2 separate regions of the Mus musculus genome follow, and region 2 is linked to region 1. A link is a loop called in an ENCODE intact Hi-C map of the cell type or tissue named here. Cell type or tissue: heart. All regions are shown on one strand. Each heading gives the region's core, and the rest is flanking DNA. Links, peaks and the distances in the headings are about the cores only.

The links. Hi-C counts contacts between places; a loop is a spot of excess contacts. Peaks named below come from ENCODE experiments on the same cell type or tissue, not always from the same donor. Only the 100,000 strongest peaks of a DNase experiment are listed, where the experiment ranks them.
Region 2: it touches region 1 in a loop (2.3-fold over the local background); 3 of 42 quality-filtered maps call a loop at or near these places.

What each region holds. Positions count from the first base shown.
Region 1 is chr6:138,135,119-138,144,272 of GRCm38, reverse strand. Mgst1 (microsomal glutathione S-transferase 1) reads right to left here and starts at 3,746. Exons shown (of 4, transcript NM_019946.5): 1 at 3,667-3,746. In heart, for the core only: no CTCF peak of the experiment used is centred there; DNase peaks (open chromatin) are centred at 2,842 and 3,762; H3K4me3 peaks cover 1,587 bases; H3K27ac peaks cover 1,344 bases.
Region 2 is chr6:138,050,250-138,059,403 of GRCm38, reverse strand. Slc15a5 (solute carrier family 15, member 5) reads left to right here. Exons shown (of 9, transcript NM_177787.4): 3 at 3,613-3,782. Among named protein-coding and RNA genes, the nearest start is that of Slc15a5, 25 kb to the left of the region's middle. In heart, for the core only: a CTCF peak has its summit at 5,047 (motif pointing right); no DNase peak of the experiment used is centred there; H3K27me3 peaks cover 325 bases.

The sequences.
Region 1 (9,154 bases), core at 1-8,000:
TGGGGACTAACTTCTCAGGCCTGTGACTCTGGGAGACCAGCCAGCACCAAGTCCCTATTCTGTCTACACCACGGGCCCATGAGCCTCCTCTCTCAGAAATCTTCCACTTCCCAGGTATAGGGGAACCATATCATGGGGAGTAAGGATAAGACCACGGAGAAATAGGCAGACCTGACCACATAAAGGCAGGGAATACCGTTCTGGATCTTTTCTCCTTGCCGTGAGCCTGCTACGCCTAATTGAAACCAGAATAACGGCAACGGCAAGGCTGTGTAATGAAAAAAACAAACTCACTGAAAGCTTGCTGTTAGGGACGTGTCCAAGATAGGTAGATAAGTAGGTAGGAAGATGGGCGGGGGGAGAAGGGAGGGAGGGAGGGAGGGAGGGAGGGAGGAAGGGAGGGAGGGAGGGAGGGAAAGGAAGAGGAAAAAGGAGGAGGAGGAGAAAAATTGGGAATACAGGGTATTTGACCATAAGTTACATGGGACACATATTTACAAGGATGGATTTTCCTGTAATCATCTATCCCTTCCAGGATCCTTATCTCGACTGGCATCTCGCCCACTCCCTTGGTGTGGAGTTGGCTGTGCCCTGAAAGAACAGAGTTCACACAGACTCTAGAAGCAGCCTGGAGTCCAGGCAGATTTCAACAGACCACTTACAAATTAACTGAGCTACCATACCTGTAAAACAAGTTTTCCTATGCAGCATGTAGCCCCTGCTGGCCCTGTACTCCTGACCCTCCTGCCTCAACCTCTGAAGTTCAGCTTACAGTATATACCACCACACGCTAAAAAATGATACTGGACAGTCCTACCTCAGAGGATATTGTTTTTTATGCACTAAGTGACTATGAAGGACTTTAATAATCGCTAGTGCCGGGTGAGTGCTGGATAAAGGTGCTCCTGCTGTAGCAGTGTTCTAATCAGATAAAGGTTTGCAAAAGGCTTGTTATACCAGACCTCCCTGTAAGACAAGTGAGTGGCCCCCCTCTCCCTTAAGGGATATTAAGGGGTTAAGCATATTGAAACACTGATAAAGACTATTAACATCATTATTAATTTAAGTAAGCCCCTACTGTAAGCACTCCTTCTGATATTTATTTTCTTGTGTGTCAGCAAATGTGTGGGTGGACAGGGTGATCTGAGTCCCTTCCCAGGCTGCCCACAGCACATGACTGATGCCCAAGAGCATCAGTCAGTCACCCAGATGGAGTACTGTCACGCCAGCATCTGAGTACCTTATGGACACCTCAAGTAGGCAACACAGTACCACAGCTGCTTGCTTCCAATGCACATCCCTGGCTCCTGAAGGCCTCGTCCCAGCCATGGCTGCACCAGATGTTTAGTCATCACAAGCTGGGCGAATCCTGGAAACCTCAAAACCTTTTCCACAAGTGAGAGGGGAGTCCAATTGGGAGCTTAGCTGCTGAGCAGTTCTCTCTTTGCATGTGGTGGACTGCTGTGATTGGTGCAAATGCAGCTTATCCCGTGTATGAGGGGCCGTGCCACGGTGGGTGAGAACACAGCCCTTCCCTTCACTCATGAATGCCTGCTATGATCTGCGCCAACCTACTCTCTCTGGATTACTCTGTAAGCCAACATAGAGGCACCTTCTACGCTGCTTCCTGGCATGGCAGCATCAAAAGCCTTCCCTTGAGAACCTTTTATCGTCTATATATTGAGTGTGTACATGTGATCGTTTGAGATCGAGTCTCACAATGTAGCCCAGATTAGCCTCAAACTCACTGCATGCCTACCCCAGCCTCTCAAGGGCTAGGGTTCCAAGCCTACATCCTCACATCCAGTTTCTTGACTTCATGTGCTGTTCATCACTAGCATAGCGACCTGCCTGAGAAGCCAAGGAAGAACACTGAGTCCCAAGGCAGCAGGACAAAAGCCATGGAAGGACAGCGGAGGGGTGCTAGGGGCAACTGGGGCAGAAAGGAGGTAAAATAGAGGTGAGAAAGACAATAAGAGCCAAAGGTAGAAACTCCGATGCTGAACTCAGAAACTCCAGAGTTGCTCAATGTCTAGACTCCCTACTCCAAGCCCAGGAGCTAGAACATCAACCCTGCCAAGGCTGATGAGCCTCTTACCCTCAACCCTAAGGGGACCAGAACTTGAGGCCTGTAGAAGATGCAGCAGTAGAGGGTACTACCTACAGTTTGCTATGACCTCATCGCAGCCGGAAGCTGCGGATAACAAAAGTGGCCAAGTGTCAAGTCTCAGGTTCTGATGGCTAAACCTTTCTCTCAAGATCCTAAAACAGTGGGGTTCTGTTTTCCAAAGTGTTTGTAGCTCAGTGCCTGGCCTGCTAGTCCACCCTCTAAGCCCTAGGCCCTCCCTCTCCCGGGACAATCACCATCACACAAGGGTCTCTTCACCTACCCAGGATGCCTGTCAGGAGAGAGCAAAGGGATGCCCACCAGTTGACTGAAAACAGCTTGGGATGAAAGACTCCGACACAGAAACCATTTTCTTCTACTTTGAAGGAAAGAAGCTTGAGTAGGGTATAAATAAGGCCAGGTGGTACAATGGAGACTGGAGACCCCACCTGCCTGTCTCTGGAGCCCTGTCATCGCCGACCTGTATAGTTCCTGGACTCACAATTCCATTCTAGGAATTGTGGGGTGCTGTTTTCTCATTTCCTGGAAGCTTCTCCTGTAACTCCTGTTGTCATATTTTGCCCCAGTGCTATCTGCAGTTGAGAAATACTCCTCTTTCTCCTCATGGGCCCTCAGCCAAGAAAAAGCAAAGTTCTTTTCTTCTCAAAACTGTTTGCCCTATCTGCATCAGTATTGTGAAACTTGGAAAATCTGGGCACACAGCCACAAGGCCATGACTCTTCAATTTTCAATGGATCGAAAGCAGCAAACACATTTGTTGTGAGGACAGAAAAGAGGGCTGCAACAGAGGAAGAACAGAAATACACACATGATCAGAGTCCCAGGCACCTTCCCTACAGCCTCAGTGGGGCCAGACTACAGTGGCCACAGGGGAGGGCGGCTCTGGGGAGTAGCTGCCCAAGGGCTGCGCCCTCAGGTCTTTGGTCATCAGGCTACAGTCACAACAGAGCACGCTCTGCTGCTCTGCTAAGTCTGTAAGTCATATGATATCAAAAGTACCAGTGTAAAGACTTGTAGAGATTTCTCTTGCCTACCACAGGAGAATCTAGAAAAGCAAACAACTTTTCAACAAGTTGAAAGGCCTGCATGTCCAAGTCACCCGGGACACTGTAGGGTTTTACTCCCTGGGAAAGGACAGAAGTTGCTGAAACCGCAGTGACTTCTCATCTTGTTACAACTTGCATGTATTTTTTTTCCCCTCCCCTCAAGATCAAGAGACCCTTTCAAAGGGAATGCTACTTGGGCTTGAAAATAAGAAATAAGAAAACCATCTCTTAAACATGAAAAGACTCGTGCTCCCAAGTTTCTTCTTGGAGTTTGAGAAAGGAAAACTTAATGCAGGAACAGAAAAGCACAATTCTCATTTAGAGCGGGCCACAAAAATGGGGGCGGGGGGTGGTCATTTAAACAACTAAAGGGAACAAAGGCTTTTCAAACAGGCACAGCCACTCTCTAGCCTTACACCTGCCACCCACCGGCCCCTTGCACCCACCCACTCCTAGCCTGGGAGCAGCACCGTGGCCGTGCGCAGCACCCACCTGAATCCAGGGAGAAGGGCTGCAAGTTGTCCTGCCGAGCCTGTGCACTTCTGGGACTTTTCACCAACAGGACCCGCGCTGGCACCGCCCTTTTTCAGGCTATTTTTCTATTAATCACCCCGCCTCCTGACCGTGCCAAGCCCCGCCTTCGGAGCTTGCCAAATCCCACCCCTGAATCGCCCCGAAACTGCTGTGGCTGGTGAGGGTCTTTCTCTGCTAAGGATCTTGGCAGTTCTGTTCCGGCTCCGGAAGAAGGGAAGCAAGGAAGGGGTTGCTAACTTTTATGTCGCTGGAAACAAAAAGACCTTAGTGTTGAATTTGGAAAACCTAAAAAGAAAATGTTTTAAGGAAATGTAAATCTCGGGGGAGGGGCTCTATTGCTGTGAATACCTTCAGGGTGCAAAGTGAAACCTGCGAAATTATGAGTCTGTTAGGCAACTAACTTGTTTCACAGTGACTTAGGAAAGTGTTGCAAGGGGGCAGGGTCGTTAGGGCAACATCAAAGCTATTGCACATCACAGAGCCCCACAGTAATGGCCAAGCTCCAGCTCTGAGAGCTCTAAGGTTGATAAGTTCCCATCTGCAACATTTCACTCGGGAACTTTACCAGTTTACACCTGTGCCCCACATTGCTCTGAGAATCAATCAGTCTTTCTCTTTTCTTTTCTTTTCTTTCCTTTTCTTTTCTTTTCTTTTCTTTTCTTTTCTTTTCCTTTCTTTTCTTTTCTTCCCTCCCTCCCTCCCTCCCTCCCTTCTGTCCTCCTCCCTCCTGTCCTCCTTCCCTCTCTCTCTCTCTTTCTTTCTTCCTTTCTTTCTATTCCTTCCTTTCTTTTACACGATTATTCTCTTTTTTATTTCTTCATTTTCCTCCTCTTCGTCTTCTTCCTCCTCCTTCTTCAGTATGAACCACTTAATTTTCTGAGTTTTAGCTGGGTGCCTCTTTGGTTTGGTTTTATTTGTCGTTTTAGAGAGGATTTTGTTACTTAGCCCTGTCTGGAACGCGTGGTACACACTAGTCTGTACACAAACTTATGACCATTCCTGCCTCAGCCCCCAAGGGCTAAGATTTTTCTCACCAGGACCCACTCTGATTCTGACTTTCAAGATTCAGTAGACAGTTCTATTTTATATCCCTTCCAAAAACTAAAAGGAATTAAGAAGCAATGTGCTGACCCAAGCTGAAGTCAGTCAGTCCTGAAGATGGTTTCTTTAAAGGCATGATTGGTAGAACATCTGAAAAGAGTGTTTGGTCGACCTTTTCATTTCAGTTGAAAACATTGTTCAGTTCCTCTCTGGGGCCACACCAGAACACTGAGTGCAGTGGAGCAGAGCTTTCTGAATTTCCTTGAGAGCGGTTAGTACTGCAAGGACTTAAAGAGCTCTTCATTTACACCAAGGAAGACAGCACAAATCCTGAAGGCAAGATTACACAGAAAGGTGCACAAAAATTCTTAACTCTTATCTTCGGAAAGCCAGTGGGAAAACAAGGGCACACTTTTACAAAGAGCATCTCAGTCATCTAATGATCTCATTGAACTTTGTCCAAACTATCGGCTAGTTAATCAATACATAAAGGGTTTCTGCTGTAACGCCCTACTAATTATTGACCATCTGGTAAATGTGATTTTACGTGTGCATATAGCAGAAAGATCTGTTGCTGTCTTTAGTATAATATGAGCATTTGCTTGTAATAGATTTAATTCAGCAAACACTTTAGTGAATGCAAGATACTTGGTTTGATGATGAAGTTTAAAGCTAAAGGGGGGCTATACCCCAGCGTTGTGGGTGCAAGCACAGCTTTTCCCTTCCTCTTGCATCCTCGGTGTGCTTTAGATGACTGAAAAGGATAAGTATTATTGTTTAGCTTGTCTTAGTTTGAGTAAAAAGGATTCCAATTTTTAACCTTTCTCCTTATCACCCTTTTAACCCTAAGGGGGGAAAAAATCTCTCAGAGAAACTCCCTCCAAACTTTAAGACAAATAGTCCTCTGGTAACTAGAAAAACAGTGTGTGTGTGTGTGTGTGTGTGTGTGTGTGTGTGTGTGTGTGCCTGTGTGTGTCTGTGTGTGCCTGTGTGTGTCTGTGTGTGTCTGTGTCTGTGTGTGTACATGTGTGTGTGCATGTGTGTGTTTTTGTGGCAGATAAAGCATGCAGAGGGATGGTCATTCTCTAGCATGTACACCTGCTTTACCTTCTACCTTTCCTGCTTGTTATGGCCACTTGCTTGAGAGAAACACTTTTCTCAGTGAAACTTTACATGCATTAAACAGGGGGACAGTACAATTCAGTCACAATTAAACACAACGTGGCAGAGGATATTGAATATCTTACTGAATCCCATGCCGCTGGGAAAACTGTCTCTATGTTTCTCAGAAATATAAACAAATTTATATCCCAGAAAGACTGTTCCTAGATATTAACCCAAGAAGTAAGAATGGCCACAAAGAAAGATATCCAAGAACAATCCATGAGCAGGGGAATGAAAAAAGCTAATTGTGGTATATTCATACTACATTCTACTGACTATATCATAAGAAAAAGCAATAAGCTACTGATCACATGATGGCATGATTCAAACTCATTATTATGCTAAACAAAAGAAGACCAAACACAAAAGCATATGGCTTCATTTACATGAAAGATTATTTTTTTTAAAGAAAGAAACCTAATTTACAATAATAGACATAAATAAGTAGCTGTTTTTACTAGAAAGGGGGTGGCAAATGGCTGAGAACAAAGAATGTGTCTGTCTCTTATGATAAAACACCTTAGGTGTGTGGAGTTAGAGGGAACTTTATGGTTATGGAGGCTGGCAAGCCCGAGGCCCTGATTCAGAGCAGAGCTGGTGCCAATGGGGGCTGGGCACTGCTTCTAAGACAGAGCCTCACTCAGTCACAGGCCAGCCACCTCCCACACCCTTTACAAAGACACCAACTCCACTCTGATTTAATCTCTTCCCAAAGCCTTGGCTTCTTAATACCACCACAGTGGGAACTGTGTTTCAATACAGATTTTCTGGACACAAGTATTCTGACCCATAGCAAAGTGTAATAAGCTTTCCAGAATGGTGAAGATGAGGGTATTTGGTACATGGGTATGTGCATTTATCACACTTGGTGATTCAAACACTTAATATCAAAGCAAACTACACCACGAAGAGTAGCTTTTAAGAGTTTGTAGCCTTTACAAAAGCTAACAATGAGCTATGAGCATAATAGTTGCATATCAGCCAAGGCTCAAGTCACCTTGACCTTGGATCAAAAATGAAGAAGGGAGTTTGTGAAAAGACCCAATCGCTGTTTTTAGAAGAGAAAATGCTAATGGGTCATAACAGAGGGTTCTGCGGATTACTCTTCTTATTCAAGTCAGCAAGCAACACCCGTCTCTAGCAGCATCAAGACAGGACGACCATTTACAGGATCAGTAGAGACTTTCCTAAGGCCTGCTGTTCTGATGTGTGTAATGTACTAAGGATCGAGAGGAAGCATCCAGGATTTCCAGGCACCAAAGGTAAAACTGAAGTAAGATTAGGTCTCTATGTACACATATATGTATAAATGTATAAGTTTTAGTTATAAAGTGTTATAAACAGTTGTTATAAACATGTGTGTGTGAGTGTGTGTGTATGTGTGTGAGTGTGAGTGTGTTTGTATGTGTGTGTATGTGTGTGTGTGTGTATATGTGTGTGTGAGTGTATGTGTGAGTGTGTGTGTGTGAGTATGTGTGCGAGTGAGTGTGTGTGTGTGTGTGTGTGTGTGTGTTGTGATGGTTATTGGCTATTCTCACTTGTCAACTTGACTATATCTGGAATGAACTACAATCCAGATATGAAGGGAACACCTGTGATGGCAATTTTGAAGCAAGAAAAAAGCACGTCTTCGATCCTGCTCTTGAGACTGGAAAATCATCGGCTTTTGCTCCAGATCTGGGATGATACAAACTTTTATTCCTGATCAACATACACCTTAAACCCAGATCCTGAGGCATACTTTTAACCTGGAACACACCTTCTGCTGGAGGTCTACATAAGGACAATGGAAGAAGGAGGGGCTTGTTTGTTCTTCATCTGCTTGCACTCATTTTGCCAGCACAACCATTGGAGCCTAGCTCTCCAGATTCCAACTTATACAGAAGCCCAGATGAAACATTCAGCCTCGTGGGACTGAGTAACTACTAGGTTCATGGACTCTCTCTTCACAGCTGCCCATATTGGTTTAGTTGGACTGAAGACTGTAAGTCATTCCAATAATTTCTCTTTATATATAATAGATAGATGCTAGATAGATAGATAGATGATAGATAGATAGATAGATAGATAGATAGATAGATATTCATTTCATAAGTTCTAAGACTCTAGAGAACCCTGATTAATATAATATGTATATGTAAAACATGTGATAATTTAATTATGTCCTTCAGCAATGTACTGATGACTTTCAAATATTGGAATTTACAAAATATTTCAGATTCAGAAAACAGGAAGTACACAGCTTTCGCTGTCCATGTAATAACCTGTTTCTTTGACAGCGATAAGATTACTGTCTACAATTACCAGAGTTTACTAATAGAAATGACCATATTTTCTACCAGAAAGCTCCTCTTAGATTAGAACTCTCCATAGGTAAAAAGAAATCACTTGGTAAATCTCATACAGACCTGTTTTTCCTCTGCCAAACATCTTTAAAATTTTCCCTTTTTCTCAGTTTAGATTTAGTAACTTTAGATCTGTGCATTATGTTGTGTTTTGCAGGGAGTTATTGACTTCAACTAAGGAACCGTGAACAGTAATTATTTTGCGCGACTAAGTTCTGGTACACCATTGTCAGACAGGCACTTTACAGTACCACTAGTTTCAAAATTTAGAACAGAGCTGTCAAACAGGCAAAGGCTTACACCAAAGACTTCTATTTTCAAGCTACAGGCATGAGCTCTTGATGTGCAGTAATGGAGTGAATCTGTGTGTGCTGGGAAGCCCCTCATTTGACAGCCTTGGAAATGAAAGCCTGTTTCTTTCTAGAAAAAGAAACATCGTAGCAACAGTACAGATTTTCAAGAATAACCAAGGAAGGGCCTCTGTGCTAGAGAAGGATGACAGGCGCTGAGATTATTAAATAGTATTAAGAGTTTTTGTGGTGAGCAGAAAATAATTCACCCCAAATTGAGAACTCCTGGTTTGACTTCTGTCATTCAGAACCTTTGCAATCAGCCAAGAAAGTTTTGGGTTTTTTAATGGAACTATACATTTACACTCAATTAAAAATTTTTTTCATGCATCAAATACTCATATTTTCCAGTGTGTTATAAACCCAAGAGTACAACACCAAATTACAAATATTCATAGGACGGGACATATATTTTATGTAAATTAAATGTCATTTTTCTTTTATGCACTGACAAAGATGGCTCATTTAGAAACATAGGTTTAAATAATTTTTATTCTCCAAGTGCCTTCAAAATTTTAAAGCATATCCATTCTACCCTCCCAGGTT
Region 2 (9,154 bases), core at 836-8,835, 86 kb after region 1:
TAACTTTTTTAAACTAAACTCTTTAAAATAATCTTTGTCTAAAAGACATGATCTTATTTTTAAAATTACCCTGAATTCCAGGACGTGTAAGGTCAGGTGGGGTGTGAATGATTACCAAAGTTTAGCTCCAATTCATGTCTTCTGACCACCATTTCAAAGAAGAAGGACAATATTTATAATTAATGATAGATGAAACACGTTGATCAAATGTCAAAGCCAGGATGAATAAGGAAATAATAGTGTCATAAAACTGGTAACTGCAGAGTCCGGGAACGAGACACCAAAAGATCACTGAACCCAGTTCCTGCTTGTAGGCTGCACGGTGACAAATGGCTTTGCCTCCTGGGCCTGTGGCACAGCTACATCCAGCCAGATGGCTCACCTCAATTCTCCAAGTTCCAGGTTTCTTTCCTGAAGAATAAGTAGGAGAAAACTCTGTGAACTCGTGTTTGGCAAAGAATTTGTAGGAACCACATTGGAAGCTTGACCTGTAAAAGACAATAAACCTAGCAAGTGGGTGCCATCCAGACTATGGTAAGACAATTAAAAGACAAGTCCCAGGCTGAAAGGAAAAGACTGTAAAACTACCCAACTGATAAAGAATTCATTTACAGACATATAAAGATTTTAAATGCAATATTAAGGGGGAAAAGCAACCTTTTAAATTTGTGTGCGTGTGTGTGTGTGTGTGTGTGCTGTGTGTGTGGGTGCACACTCATATATAAGTGTGTGAAAGTGAAAGGTCAATGTTGGGTGTCTTTTCCTATCATTTTCCACGTGACTTTTGAAGCAAGGCTCCCTACTAAACAGTGTTTATGAATTGGCAACATCGGCTGGCCAGTCAAGCCCCATGGACCCTCCACTCTTTGCCTCTCAGTACTGGTTTTACAGTGATTTGCTGTGCTGGGCTTTTTACATGGGAGCTGGAACCTGAACTAGGTCCCATGTTTGCAGAACAATCACATTACCTACAAGATCATCTTCCCAGCAACAACTTTCTCTTTAAGGGGAAGACATGTTTGCACAAAAGCTTTATCAAAGAAGATATGGAAAGCCAGAACCCATTAGAGGAAGGTAACCCACCATTACCCACGATGAGACACTGATACAAATCTACCATCCTCAGTGTTGGCCATGGTGTAAATGGATTAGAGCATTTGCAAATGTGATCACAACATAAAACACAGGGTCTCAGAACCCACTTGTAAGTTTCTTCTATTAGGTAAACATAAACCATAAACCTTGGGCATTTCATTCCTAGACTTTTACCTACAAGAAGTGAATGCCCATATCTGTACAAACATCTGAACATCAGTGTTTGTAATAGCTATGAGCTGGGAAAAAATGTCAATTAACAGATAATGGGATGAATGAAGAATAAATGTTGCCGGGCAGTGGTGGTGCACACCTTTCATCCCAGCACTTGGAAGCAGAGGCAGGCAGATTTCTGAGTTCAAGGACTGCCTGGTCTACACAGAGAAACACTGTCTCAAAAAACAAAACAAAACAAACAAAAAAGAATAAATGTTTATATAATGGACCCTAATTGGCAGTAAGGAGGAGTGACCTGATGGGACAGGATGAGGGAGAGGTGAATAGGGGAGGAGGGAGGAGATGGGAGTGGATGGGGGTAAAGTAAGATGGAGGTAGGTGGAGGAACCAATGGGACTGTGGATTAGAAGAGTGAATGGAGGTAATTAGGAGGGTGCACACACGGCAACAGTGGCTGGATGAGACATTGGATGGTGTAGATGAGGATGTACAGGGGTATGCTGTGAAGCCAATGAGAGGTAGATGGGGAGTGGGTGCTGGTGGGTAGTGCATGAGTGTGGTGGGTAGAAGCTGTATGGATGGTGGGTCTCAGTGGATAGGGATAGATGAATAGGAAAGGAGGTGGATAGGGAGTGGATATGAGCAGATGAGGGTGGATAAGGTGGGGTTGGGGTCGTTGAAGTGGATAGGGATAGACTGAGTGCATGAAGAATTGGTGGAGGTGAACTGAGGATAGATAGCCTATTAAAAAGATGGATGCAGGTGGGCGGTGGGTGGATGTGGATTTGAGTGGTTGGATCAGGTAAACGGATATTGCATTATGTCGATGGTGGATAGAGAGTGGCATATGTGTGTGGAAGGAGGTGCTGATGACAGCGTGTGGAAGAGTATTGAGGGATGCACATGTGCACGTGGATGACAGGTGAACAGTAGAGAGGGTAGAGGAAAGAGGCATGGGTGAGTGTGGTAGAGAGTAGGAAGGGGTTTGGGTGGAAGGACAGGGCATGGAGAGGAGGCTGGACGTTGGATGGATGGTAGAACCATACGTGGATAGCAGTTCTGGGGACAGATGCGGTGGGTGGAGAGAGTGGCAGATGGAAGGCTAGAGGGATTGTGGATGTGGGGTTTCACTAGAGGGCAAAGGAGTTTGTGAAGGAGAATGATGGGTGTAGGAAATACATGAAGGGCAGTGGGCAGGAAGAGGTGGTTTGCTGACAGTAGTAGCAGTAAGGAAGTTCTGTGAAGAGAGAACGGGTATGTTAGAAGACAGACAGAGGAGAAGAGAGGCTGTGGAGTAGAGGTTGTGGGGATTGCTGACTGCAGGTGATGGGAGGAGTGTGGGTGGGAGATGGTGGACGTGTGTGGACGGGTGTGTTTGAAGGGATGGATAGAGGGTGTGAATTTGTGGTAAGGGTGGAAGGGGGTGTATGAAGGAAGTCTCTCTCAGGGGATGTGGCTGAAGGGGGTACAGGAAGTGTAGAGGTTCGTGGAGGGAAGGTGGCTGGAAGCTGGGAGGAGGAGGAAGGGGAAATGGAGTAGGAAGGAGAAGCAGAGAGAAAAGAAGGGCAGAAGAGTGGGAGGAGTGGGAAGGGAGGGGGAGGAAGAAAAAAGTCACCCGGATGTCATGGCAGGCATGCCAGGAGGAACTCCCATAGATCACACTTCCACACAGACACATGTCCCTAAGCCAAGGAACAACATTAGAATTTGCACAACTGAAACATAAATGCTCACATAATACAACTTCATAAATGAGGGGAATATCTGTGACTAAATTGTATTGTATCATATCATATTGCATCATATCATGTCTCAACAGCAGATTTTTAGCTTGACATGGTTAGGGTTATAACATCAGATTCTAAACCCTTAAAATCTGATGCTAAATGCAGATCCCGTGAACGGTTGGGAGGTGAGAATATTTTCCCAGAAATAATTTGCAAACTCCAGGGTAGGTAGAAGGAGGTTTTGTTCAAACCTCTCTCTTTACTTTGACTAAATGCCTAACCTGGGTTTAAACAGGGCAATCCCGAAGTTTTAGAGTCTTTCTGTACTTAGAGGTTTTTTTTTTCTTTTTGTTCTCAAATGATAGGCACTTTCCAGGTTCATGGGGGATCCACTCTCTCCCTGCATCTATTCTAAGCAGAAACAGAAATGGGGACAAGGAACGAATGTAACAGGAAGGCAGTGCTCCTAGGCTTGTGAAACAATGAGGATGCTTTGTGTGGGAGACGAGTGACACCTGGCACCGATTCTGATTGAAATCAGATGCCCACAGCTTTACTCGAGGTGTTGTGTACAATGACCGCTGGGATTTTCCTTTCTCTCTCTGTGCCCCAGGGCCTCCTGGTCCGCGAACCTGAATGCAGCTGTTGTCTTTCTGGGAATCTCAAGCATCCAGCCCTTGGGGTCCGGGGCCCTTGGCATCCTGCTTCCTTCTCTGTCCGTGTTCACCGCCCTGGTGACTCTTTACCTGAAGCACTGCGACCTGATCTATCGGCCAGAGAACCGTGAGTCCCTCACCCCCTTCTTAAATTCCCTGCGACGTCTTTGAACTCTCAGAACTGCAGGAGTCTGCAGTTTAGTACAGCGGAGAAGAGCAGAGCCAGACAACGTCGGCCTTTATTTCCCCCAAGAGTGGGGACCCCAGCTCTCAGACACTCACCCACTTCCACGGCTTCTCTGTCCCACTCTGGCAAGCACAAATCACAACTGTTCTAGAATTTCATTCATCTATGGCACGACAAACATTTACATACATGATACAATAATACACATTACACACTATGTGAATACTTAAGTCTGATACTTAGAAATAAACTTCCCAGCGTCATCATTGTTTATAGGTAGAAGCAGGCAAAAGATGGGAGACATACCTGCTCCCACTGTTAGGAGTCCCACGATAAGAGCAAGCTAACAGCCATAGCGTATATACAGAGGGCCTGGTGCAGATCCCTGACAACCCTGTGCGCGCAGTTTCCGTCTTCGTGAACCCACGTGAGCCCTGACGAGTTGATTTGACTGTTCTTCTGGTGTCCTCCATTCATCCCATCTGAGTCCTACAGTCCTTCCTTCCGGGTTCCCCCTCTCCAAATCACGGAGGGAAGGACCTGAGGAGACTTAACGTCTGGCTGTGGGTCTCTGCACCCTTCCCCCAACTTCTGCCAGAGGAGGCTTCGCTGATGACCAGTGAACAAGGCACTTGCCTATCTATGTGCACAGTAGAACATTATTAGCAATTATTTCATTTTTTCTCAGGTCTCTGGGTTATCTAGTCTCCAGTTCCTGGCCACCCAGACAGCAGATAAACCAAACATTGGTTGGCCGCTCCCACAAGCTCTGGGCCACCACTGCCCCAGCACATCTTGCAGGCAGGACAGATGGTAGGTAGAGGGTTTTGAGACCGGGTTGGTGTCCACATTTCTCATTCCTGTTTTGTTTTCTCAGACAAGACCTCATTGTGTAGAGCAGTTTAGCCTCGACTTCTCTGGGTATGTCACATTAATCTTAAACTCAGGATCCTCATACCTCCCGCTCCTGAGTACTGGGGTTACAGGCATGTGGCAGTAGGCCTGAACCATAAATTTGTTTATTTGAAAGGTTTTTAAGTTACATTTGATTGAGAGAGAGAGAGAGAGAGAGAGAGAGAGAGAGAGACAGAGACAGAGACAGAGACAGAGACAGAGACAGAGACAGAGACAGAGACAGAGACAGAGACAGAGACAGACTCCGGTACTTAGTGAGTGCAGTTGCCAGACCTGGCCAGTAGAGGGCATTAGATATCAGATCCCTTTGTTGGTAGTCTTACAGGCTGATGTGAAAGCTGGGAACTCTGAACTATGGTTCTCTGCAAAAGCAGGAAGTGTTGTTAGTCTCTAAACCATCTCTCAGCTTCTGAATGTATTTTTAATGGATACATAAAAGTATAAAACATGCATAGTATTGGGGTATCATGATGTTTCAATATACATAAACATATATCATCTGTAATGTTTAAATTGGGTTAAACCCATATTATCTCATTATGGCTAAGACAGCATTCAAAATCCTTTTTAAAAGCTTTTGAAAATACTTGAACTTGTACTGGATTGTAGTACATACCTGTAATTCCATCGTTTAGAAGGCAGAAAAATCAAAGGCTCAAAGCCAGTGTCAGCTACTTAAACAAGGCTGAGGCCAGATTGAGGTACGTGAGACCCTGTCGCAACACAACACAACAAAACAAAACAAAACAAAACAAATAAAGCACACGATGCCCTGCTGTTCTGCACAGTCACTCTGCTTTATAACAGCACCAGACCTTCCAGAATGTATCTAACTGCAACTTAGTACCTTCCGGCCAGTCTTTCCCATCATCCTGATATCAACCAACTCTCCGAAGGAACAGAAGTGACGGACTATGTTATTTACTTCAATTAGGACGTGTGAGGTCTTGCCTACCGTGGCCATAGTTCTACTGACTTCTTTTACCTACATGTAATTTCCCCTGTAAGGGAAGAAACTCAGGTCTGTACTGATACTCAGATGAATATTCACACCACGTCCCTGTGAGTTCAGCAAAACGGATTTCCATACTCATCTTTCTTCTCCAAACACGGAATTTCTGTGTCCACAAATTCCCTCCATCTCTCCTTAAAGATCATAGGAACTGACTTTCTACTTTCTGTTTCATTTCTGGGCTTTAGTTTACTTTAACTTCTCCTTGTGTGGTTTTAACTTTAATATATACCTATATGTCTTTAATTTTGTACGTGTGGCTTTGGTATTATGGACAGTCTTCCTTCCCTTTTGATTTATTCCCTTTAAATAAATACCCTCCTGTTTCACATACGTGATAGCATATGACATCTTATTTTTTTCTTTTTTAAAAACTTTTTTAAAAATAATTTATTTTTATCCTATGTGCATTGGTATTTTGCCTGCACGTATGTCTGCGTGAGGGTGTCAGATGTTGGAGTTACAGATACTTGTGAGCTGCCTTTCGGGTGCTGGGAATTGGACCCATGTCCTCTGGAAAACAGTCAGTGCTCTTAACCACCGAGCCATCTCTCTGACCCCCATTTTCTTCATTTTTAAGGCTGTATAATACTCCGGTGTATAGAACACATCATTATTGGTGATTTTAAGGCAGGCCCTCACATAGCCCAGGCTGGCTGAGAATTCACTATGCAGTGCAGAGTGACCTTGAACCCAATCCCCATCCACCAGCATCCAAACACAAGCGCCTGGATTGCAGGCATGTGACGCAAACAACATTTCTTTTCTTTCTATCCACTCGTCTGTTACTGGACAGTTAAACTGCGTACACCCATTATGTGCATAAAGGCTGCTGTTACAAACAGAGGTGTGCAGGCACCTTCAGAGTCCTGACCCTTGGGACCACGTGCCCAGAAGTACATCTCCTCCTCTTTTACTGCCTAAGACCATTTCCTGCTGCTTCCCTCGATGCCTGCCTCTCCTGCACGCCCATCCCTGTGCCAGGCACCACTCTCATGCTCGCCAGGTTCTGCCAGCGTTTAGCTTCTTCTTTTGCCATTGATTGTGGCTGCACAGGTGAATGTGAGCTGACGTCTCATCACAATCTCAATCACCGTTTCCCAAAGGATCAATCATAAAATCTTGTTGATGTTTGTCAGCCACTTTTATGGACTGTTTGATAAGTTATCTTTTCAAGTCCTCTGTCTGTTTTTAAAATCTGGACATTTGGTTCTAGTCATTGTGAACGTGTAGAGGTCTGTTATATCCTGAATATTGACCTTCCTTGTATTGGCTATGTAAGTTACAGTCAGTTCCTTCTGTTCCACACTTTGCCCTTTTGCCTGTTTCCTTTGATATGCAGTTTATACATTTACCCTACTCTCTCTCTCTCTCTCTCTCTCTCTCTCTCTCTCTCTCTCTCTCTCAATTTTATTAGCTGTGCCTTGGATGTCACATCCAAGAAAACAAAACAAAGTACAAGGTCTCGAAGAGTTTTATTTTCCTGATTTCTCTGAGTCTTTGATGGCTTTGAGTCTTTAATCTATTTTAGTTTAATATTTTGTGTCTAGCATGAGGTAAATGTGCAGATTCGTCTTCTGCATCTGGATATTCATCTTTCCTACTCACTTTCCTTCTGTGGAATATTTGCCTCCTGTTGAAGATCATTCACTGACTATCTGGTTCAGGAACTTAATTTCCGTTCTTATTCCAGAACTGTGCGTTCTCTATCCCTGTTGCTTTGTAGTGTGCTTTAAAATCAGAGAATATTGGGCATCAAATCTATTTTTCTTTCTCCAGACTATTTTGACTATTCAAGGGTACATGAGATCCAAGATATGTTTAAGGATATATTTTTTGCTCTTCTGTATGTTGGGGGAGGGCACACCCACACATGCATACACACACACACACACACACACACACACACACACACACACACAGTGTTGCTGTGATCTCTTTGGATTGAGTTAATGTTTTAACAATACTAAGACTTCCAACTAGCAACCATTGGGTTTTTTCCCATTTATTAGAATCTTCTTCAATTTATTTACTTACTTTTACTTTTCTGGAACAAGATCTCATGTAATCCAAAATGGTCATGGCTCAATTATGAAGCCAAAGACGACCCTGAAGTCCTGCTCCTCCTGCCTCCACTTCCCGAGTGGTGGGATCACTGAAGTGCTTCACGACACTCATTCTCTTCCATCGATTTTTTTAAAAAATTTTTTGCATTTTCTAGTAAACTTCACTTTCACCTGCTTGGGCAAATTTATTTCTCAATATGTATCATTTTTGACTGTGCTGTGGTGCCTACTACTGCCTCCTTAACTTAGTCAAGGTTTGTATTCCTGCACAAACATCATGACCAAGAAGCAAGTTAGGGAGAATAGGGTTTATTCAGCTTATACTTCATATTGATGTTCATCACCAAAAGAAGTCAGGACTGGAACTCAAGCAGGTCAGGAAGCAGGAGCTGATGCAGAGGCCATGGAGGGATGTTACTTACTGGCTTGCTTCCCCTGGCTTGCTCAGCTTGCTTTCTTATAGAACCTGAGACTACCATCCCAGGGACGGCACCACCCAGAGTGGGCCCTTCCCCTTGATCACTAATTGAGAAAATGCCTTACAGCTGGATCTCATGGAGGCATTTCCTCAAGGGAGGCTCTTTTCTCTGTGATAACTCCAGCTTGTGTCAAGTTGACACACAAAACCAGCCAGTACAGTATCCAAGTTCACATTCGTGTTTTGGTCAATGTGAGTGTGTGCACACATGTGTGCAGACACCAACAGAGGTTGGATGAGGGCATCGGATCCTCTGTAGCTGAAGTTAGAGATGCTGCTGGGCTAACCATGGCTAGGAACAGAATGCATATCCTATGCAAGAGTAGCAAGCACTCTCAATATACCGGACCCTGGGTTCAACCTTCATGCACTATGACAGAGAGAGAGAGAGAGAGAGAGAGAGAGAGAGAGAGAGAGAAGAGATAGATAGATAAATGATAGGTAGGTAGGTAGGTAGGTAGGTAAATAGATAGATAGATAGATAGATAGATAGATAGATAGATAGATAGATAGATAGATAGATAGGTAGATAGATAGGTAGGTAGGTAGGTAGGTAGGTAGGTAGGTAGGTAGGTAGGTAGATAGATAGATAGATAGATAGATAGATAGATAGATAGATAGATAGATAGACAGACAGACACTAACATGGAACATATTTGCTATCCCAAGATTTCAAATTCTTGGCCAGCCTGTTTACAGGATGATTCTAACTCAAACAAGTACACATATATCCAACGGCTTAGTTAAACATTTTCAGAACAATTCAGCATATGTCCAGTAACTTACCACCACCCTATTTGAAAAACATGTTTATCTGAATAATGAAATACTTTCCTTCAAG